Regions from separate parts of the Homo sapiens genome. Here region 2 is linked to region 1. Evidence: chromatin contacts called from ENCODE Hi-C or POLR2A ChIA-PET data. All regions are on one chromosome and are shown on one strand. The core of a region is the stretch at or near the end of the contact, and the rest is flanking DNA. Distances in the headings are between cores, read along the strand shown.

What was found. A loop is a pair of places that touch in the nucleus more often than their neighbours do. ChIA-PET counts read pairs that join two places held with the same protein, here RNA polymerase II (POLR2A). Pooled maps may share reads with other maps.
Region 2: a map of cardiac septum shows a loop between it and region 1 (2.7-fold over the local background). The contact joins two enhancer-like sites. A Hi-C loop is called at or near these places in 2 of 168 maps with a recorded cell type or tissue (cardiac septum and gastrocnemius medialis) and 4 of 50 pooled maps. POLR2A ChIA-PET finds 5 or more read pairs at or near these places in 4 of 52 experiments (AG04450, H1, activated naive CD4-positive, alpha-beta T cell and 1 more).

The regions. Positions count from the first base shown.
Region 1 is chr3:126,299,547-126,303,553 of GRCh38, reverse strand. It overlaps a transcript of KLF15 not described here. Among named protein-coding and RNA genes, the nearest start is that of KLF15, 56 kb to the left of the region's middle. RefSeq lists a silencer at 2,121-2,321. Within about 2 kb of position 2,318, at least 6 of the 41 ENCODE cell types and tissues checked have a DNase peak (open chromatin) inside an H3K27ac peak, as active enhancers do.
Region 2 is chr3:126,265,500-126,269,205 of GRCh38, reverse strand. No RefSeq gene overlaps it. Among named protein-coding and RNA genes, the nearest start is that of ALDH1L1, 87 kb to the right of the region's middle. RefSeq lists enhancers at 1,078-1,788, 1,789-2,498. Within about 2 kb of position 1,470, at least 26 of the 41 ENCODE cell types and tissues checked have a DNase peak (open chromatin) inside an H3K27ac peak, as active enhancers do.

The sequences.
Region 1 (4,007 bases), core at 1,069-3,568:
ATGAGCCATAGAAAAAGGCATATTACATACAGAGGGACAAAGATAAGGATAACAGCATATTTCTTGTTAGAAACAATACAAATGAGAAAACAGTGGAATATCATCTAAATGCTGAAGGAGTGGAGGATGGGGGAGGATTGTTAACCTAGAATTCTATACTCAGCAAAAAACAAAGGCAAAGTAAAGAAACTTTCAACAATAGCTGAAAGAATTACCAACAGAACCACTCCAAAAAAATACTACCAGAAGTCCTTCAGGCAGAAGGAAAATTATACTAGATGAAAATATGAGTTTATAAAAAAGGATGAAGAGCCCTGAAAATGGTAACTATGTGGGAAATGTTAATACTTCTTTCTTATTATCTGAATCTTTCCAAAAGCTAATTGATGGACCAAAAGTAATAACAAGGTATTTTGGCTAATGTAAAGGCTAATGTAAATAAAGGGGCATAATATCACTTGAAGGTGACCTGTGATAAATGATGTTTACTAAAAATTCTAAAGCAACCATTAAAATAACAGTTATAGATATAAGCCAACAAAAGAGATAAAGTGAAATAATAAAAAAATGCTCAATTAAACAAAAATAAATAGACAGGACAAATAGAGAACAAGTAGCAAGATGGCAGATTTAAACCTAGCTATATCAATAAATACATTCAATGCAAATGGTCATGACACTCCAGATAAAAGACAGAGATTTCCAGATTGGATAAGAAAGCAAGACTCAAGTGTATGCTACTATAAGAAATCTATTTCAAAAATAAAGTCACAAATAAGTAAGAAGTAGGAGGATGGGAAAAGATATACCATGCTAACACACATCAAAAGAAATATGTAGTAGCTATTATATATCAATATCAGACAAAGTAAATTTCAGAGCAAAGAATATTACCAGAAATAAAACAGGTAATTTCATATTACCATTATTAATGGAGCCAACTCATCAAGAAAAATAACAATCTAAAACATTTGTGCACCTAATAACAGAACCTCAAAATACACTAGCCAGTAAGTGATAGAACTTCAAGGACAAATAGATAAATCTACAATCATAATCTAATATTTAAATACTCTGACCTCAATAATTGATAACTGATAAAAGAAATAAACAGAAAATCAGCCACAATATAGAAGCCTTAAATAACACTATGAACAAACTTGCCCTAATGGACATTTATAGAACACTCAATTCAATAACAGTAGATACATATTCTTTTGTAGTGCATGAAGAACATTTACCAAGACTGACTACATTCTGGGCCATAAAACAGTCCCAATAAATATTAAAGGATCCAAGGTCACATAAAGTCTATTTTCATATTATAACAGAATTAAATTAGAAATCAATAACTAAAAGATAACCTGGAAATCCCCCAAGTATTTGAGAAGTAAGTAGCACACTTTTAAATAACCCATGGGCAAAGGAAGATATTTTTTAAAATTGTAAAGGTTTTTGAACTGAATAAAATCAAAATGTGACATATTAATACTTGCAGATGTTATTAAAGCAGTACTTAGAGAAAATTTATAGCACTGATGCTTGTATTGGAAAAGAGGAATGATCTCAAATCAATGTCCTTAGTTTTCACCTTAAGAAACTAGGAAAAAAAAAAGCAAATTACGTTTAAATAAAGCAGGTCTGGGCACGGTGGCTCACTCCTGTAATCCCAGCACTTTGGGAGGCTGAGGCCGGTAGATCACCTAAGGTCAGGAGTTCAACACCAGCCTGGTCAACATAGTGAAACCCCGTCTCTACTAAAAAAACAAAAATTAGCCGGGCATGGTGGCGGGCGCCTGTAATCCCAGCTACTCGGGAGGCTGAGGCAGGAGAATTGCTTGAACCCCGGGGGCAGAGGTTGCCGTGAACTGAGAAGGCGCCATTGCACTCCAGCCTGGGCGACAACAGGGAAACTCTGTCTCAGAAAAAAAAAAAAAAAAAAAGAAAAAGAAAAAAGAAAGAAAGCAGAAGTAATAAAGATTAGACTGGAAATAAGTGAAATAGAAAACAGAGAGGGTGAGAGAGTGTGCGTGGCGGCGTGTGAGTCCTGTTTTATTATTCCTATAGTGCTCTGTAAGCTCATTTTTCTGCAGCTCTTGTGTGTTTTCTTGTTTTATTTCTTCAATGTCTGCCTCTCTGCTCTCTCCTAGGTCTGCCAGCCAGAAGAGCAGATCTGATTTGAGGGCAGCTGGGAAGCCGTCCAATCTGGAGAGCCTCTACAATTAGCAAAACAAGGTCTGGAATTCCTGGACTTCACTCCTTGTTAGCGAGAAAGCGAAACACGTGATGTTCTGCTTTGCTCTCAGTGTCAAAACCTTGTGCTCATGGGCCCTGGCGGCTACACAGAAAGCCCTGAGGACTGAAACCCTGCATGGGTACATTTTGATGGGGCAGGAAGAAAAGTTCTGGAGTGTGGAGAGCAGAGGTCCAGAGCATTCACTGATTTAGCCACAGAAGAAACAGATGCGGAAACCGGGGCACAGCAGGCGAAGTGAAACTTCCCATGTTCCAGCAAAGCCCAGTCCATAACGTGAGGCTTTGTGAGGTTTGTGTGTGCGACCTTCACCCCTTCACCTGGACCCTCTCTTTGTCCTCCTTTCGCACCCAGTGATGTGTGGCCTGGATCACTTCCCTGCCCTCAAGTCTTGCCCTGGCCTGACGTTCAGCGGACCCTCCGTGCATTAAGGATGGAGGATGGTTCCTTGTGCTTCCTCTACCAGGTGCACTTGTATCTGCTCGGAATTCTGGAAGAGCAAAGACCCACTGGCCCCACTAATCCATCTATTGATCCTGCCCCGGTCAGCAGGCTGGGTCTAGCCTCCACACTGCCGCTGCTCAGGGTCTGTGGAGGAAGTCGCTGCAGCCATTCAGCCAGGTGGGTCTTTCACAGGGGTGAGGGCAGCACAGAGCTCAGAACCTGGGGCTCTGGTTGCAGGAGGACTGCAAGTGATGAGCCCACAGAGCATGGGGACGGGGAAAGGGGAAGCCGGAAAGCCGCACATTGTGAGCAAGGGGTCACAGGGGAGATGGGGAGCCATGGGAGGATGCCTGTCCAGTTGTCACTGCCCACACCTACCGTGCAGTGGAGGAAGACCCCCGACGCTCTGGGCCTGCCTTGGGGGCACCCGGTAGTCCCCAGGCAAGGACTGACCTGTCTCCGCTGGGAGGACGCGCTGCACAGGGCAGATGGAAGTGCCTGCGAGGGCCAGCCTGAGCTGTGAGGTGGTGGGGTCCAGTTGTTATAGGCACAGGACGCCACAGCAAGGGAAGGGAGGGCAGAGGCCAGGAAAGGAAGCCGCTCAGGGGTCGGATGGCCTCGTTCCTGCCCACCACAGCAATTACTCCTGAAACTGGTACCACCCTGCTCTAATGTCCCCTGGCCAGGGTGGGGACAACCTGACTCATTGTAGCCTGAAGTCCCCGGGTCCCCAGAGCCCCCGTTGCTGATACACAGCAGGATGATTCACCCCCCTGTGGAGCTCCTGGAGCCTCCCCTCATGACAGCCAGCTTCTGAGGCCCATGCTACCGGTATGTCACCACACGTGGGGGCACGTACACCCCATATGAGTTTGCCTGGGTTGACACGACAAACTAGCAAAGACCGGGGGCTCAAACAACAGACTTCTATCGTCTCTCAGTCACGGAGCCTGGAAGTCTGAGATCAGGGTGTCTGCAGGGTGGGCTTCTCCTGAGGCCTCTCTCCTTGGCTTGCAGATGGCCGCCTTCTCCCTGTGACCTCGCGTGGTCATCCCTCTGTGCATGTCAGGGTGGTCATCTCCTTTTTTTTTTTTTTTTTTTTTTTTTTGAGATGGAGTGTCGCTCTGTTGACAGGCTGGAGTGCAGTGGCGTGATCTCGGCTCACTGCAAGCTCCGCCTCCCAGGTTCATGCCATTCTCCTGCCTCAGCCTCCTGAGTAGCTGGGACTACAGGCGCCTGCCACCATGCCCGGCTAATTTTTTGTATTTTTAGTAGAGACGGGGTTTCACTGTTTTAGCCAGGATGGTCT
Region 2 (3,706 bases), core at 221-2,720, 34 kb after region 1:
CTAGTGCTGTCTGTACTTCCCTCATGATGGAGACACCAGGACCACTGCTGCCCACAGAGGCTAGAGACATGAAGGGGTTTGCCCAAGGTCACACCACACTGGGGAATGGCTCTAGGCGATTGAGCGGGGGGAGTGCCCTGCTGAGATGACCTTCAATTACCTGGCCAGCCCTCGCCAGCCCAGGACAGGCTCCTACCTGGTGTTTTAACCTGATGTTTGGTTGACAAAGCAGGGAGTGTTAGGGCCCAGCCTGTTCTAGCACCTTCTTCATCAATCAGCAAACCTCTAAGCACCTACTCTGCTCTGCAGGTGAATCTGGGAGGCAGACAGGAACAATCAACTGAACAAATACAGGATGCCAGCCTGTGTGAAGTGTAGCAGAGGGCGTGCAAAGACATCGCTCTGCCCTCGGGCTTCTGAAGAAGGTACTCTATAATCTAACCACCCAGTTGTCCCCATCTGCCTGCTAGGTGACCCGAAGGCCCACCCCATGTTCCCTCCTATGTAGCCTTTCTCCTTGCAGTTCCCTCTGCAGGGGCTGCCCTGCTGCCCCCCTTTCCCCGCCCCCCCCCCCCGCCCCCAACCTCCAGCTCCTGAAAGCTGTCCTCAGAGGCCCACAGCAAACCTGCACCCTTTCCAGCCTCACCTCTGGCCAGGGCCAGTGGCACCTGGAATCAAGCCGCCTTCTCCATGTTGCCCTTGCCCAATTCTGGGATGTGGCCAGAGTTGTCGTGGCAGAGTGTCTCGCACCATTTGTCCCAGACAAGTTGGTCGTCCCCCATCCCATGGGCCTCCCTGCCCACCTGGGTGCCAGGTCAGATTCTCCCTCTTCTCTCCTGTTTTCACGGCTCTGTCTCAAGGAAAGCCATGCTCCATCCCTCCATATGTCAGGACGTCCCCCAGATAGACCCCCGCCTGCCCCACTGCCCACCTACATCTAGGATCCATGCTGCCCACTGACCTCGCACAGGTGGTTCACAGGACCTGTCCTGGGGGAAGGCCTAGCTCAGCGGGGGAGGCAGTGGGACGGCACACACAGTGCTAAGAGAAGGGGCGCTGGAAAATGCAGGAGGATGAAGAGGACGGTCCCAGAGGAGAGTGTCACTGAGCTAAGGGAGATGTGGGGGTCAGGAGAGCAGAAACACACGGTGAAGGGCTGGGTCCTTGCAAAGGCAATCGGTACTGCCATCAACGGGAGGAGGTACCAGGCCTGGGACCCTAATGAATGGCACAAGCTACTTCCTGTCTCTGAGCCTCGATTTCCTCATCTGTAAAATGGGAGTGATAAAAAGACCTTCTCCTTAGAAGACCTGAGAGCAGGCGGCTTCATCCGCTTCAGTTGCGCAAAGGCGGCGCTGGCTGCCCCTGACGCCCCCGCCCTCTTGGCCTGGGCAGCTTTTCCCTGTCCCGGCCACAGCCACAAAGGCCGCCTGGGAGAGAGGAAGCTGCCGCTTAAGTGCCGCCGCACAGCGCCCTCCGCGGAGGGTAAATGGAGCCTCCGGCCACGGGCGCGCGGCTGGGCCGGGCTGCTCTGCAAACCGCTCACGTGCTCCTGCCTTTCCGAGCCGGGGACTGCGCCAGGGCGCGCAGGAAAAAACACAGCCCGGAGCTGCAAGAAGCCCTTCTTTCTTTTCTTTAATCACTCACTCCCCGGCTTTGCGTCTCCTCCCCTCGCTTGCGGGAATGTTATGAATGGAATGTACGGATTCCAGCCTGTGCGCGCGCGGCCAGGAATGCAGGGCGCAGCGACCTCTCGACCCACGGCCAGCGCACCGCCCCAGCGCCACAGCCTGGGATCCCAGAGCCACAGCCTGGGATCCCTGAGCCACAGCCTGGGATCCCTGAGCCGGCCCGGCCGCCACGAACACTCAGGGCCACGTGGCCTGACGTCTGCAGTGGGAGATTCAGACGGTAAGCATTCAAAGTGAGGCGAGAGAGCCAAGCAGCGCCGCCGGGACACACCGGGGCCACTCTCACGCTTCGGCCCTGGGGATGTGCGCACCGGCACACACAGCAGGGTGTATGCACACAAAAGGGTGCGCACACACACAGGGGCGCACACGCAGCCTTTGCATGCACAGAAACACCTCAGGTGGGGCACACATACACACATTGGTGTACAAACACACACTATGGTCTTTTCAAACCGATGCACATAGTAGGTGGTTTTTGCACACAAGGAGACCTACACTCACATTCCAGAAGCCTGCACATTGTGCACCCCTACCCACGTATAACTCCAGTGGTGTACACACAAAACATAGCTGGTTGTGTACCCAAATAAAAGGGGCGCACATATCCATGGCACAGCGTGCACACAGGCACAATAGTGGAGTGTTGTACTCACGAGGGACTCCAAACACAGCTCCATCGCCTTGGCGGACAGAGGCTCACAGAGGGCCCGAAGTCCTGGACACAGAATGCCAGCCCCTGGCTCCCTGGGCTGGAGGAGAAACCTTGGTTCCTCCCTCCCTTCTTAGCCCCCGCCCATCCCGGCCTGGCCTCTCAGGACTGAGTCTCCTGCAGATGTGAAGGGCTGGGAAAAGCTGCACAGAGAGGACGTTGAGGGGTGCAGTGGGGGGCCTCTTTTGGGGCTTGTGTGTGTGTTAAACCGTGACATGAGGGGCTAAAGGACTGGAAGCTGTTGCCTGGAGAACCGGAGTGCCCATAGGGGCTCCAAGGCTGATCCAAGCAGCGCCTGGCCTCCCCAGTCCTGCTCCTGGCCGCGGGTGGCCGCCAGCCAGCCCTGTGTCCATGCCAGCTCCACCACCTCCCTCTGGACACAGTGTTCTCTCTTGGGATACGGGGCAAACGTGAGCATCCCAGCCCCGTGGGAACCAGGGCATCCTGCCAACCCTTTCATTCATTCACTTATCCATCCAGTCATTTATTCATTCATTCAGGAACTGTTTGCTGACTGCCTACAACATGCCAGGCACCACATGCCAGCAGAGGCCATCGAGACACTCTGCCTCTGTCCCCAGTGCCCCACATATTTCCAGCTCACAGATACGTTTTGTTTGGCCTTGCGACAATTTTAAAGCTTGTAAAATAATAAAGTAATATAATTTTAGTAATATTAAAATGACATTAATTAAAATTATGTGAACCCTGAAAATCTGAGACCGGTCTCAGTTAATTTAAAAAGTTTACTTGGCTGGGTGTGGAGGCTCACGCCTGTAATCTCAGCACTTTGGGAGGCTGAGGCGGGCGGATCACAAGGTCAAGAGATCGATCAAGACCATCCTGGCCAACATGGCGAAACCCCGTCTCTACTAAAAATACAAAAATTAGCTGGGCATGGTGGTGTGTGCTGTAATCCCAGGTACTTGGGAGGCTGAGGCAGGAGAATCGCTTGAACCCAGGAGGTGAAGTTTGCAGTGAAACGAGATCGCGCCACTGCACTTCAGCCTGGTGACAGAGGGAGACTCGTCTCAAAAAAAAAAAAAAAAAGTTTACTTATTTTGCCAAGGTTGAGGACATGCCCGTGCACAGCCTCAGGAAGTCCTGACGACATGTGCCCAAGGTGATCAGAGCACAGCTTGGTTTTATACTTTTTAGGGAGACAGGAGACATCAATCAACATATGTAAGAAGTACATTGGTTTGATCTGGAAAAGCAGAACAACTTGAAGCAAAGGCTGAAAGACCCAAAGTGGGGAGGGGCCTTCCAGGTCACAGACAGGTGATACACAAGCAGTTACATT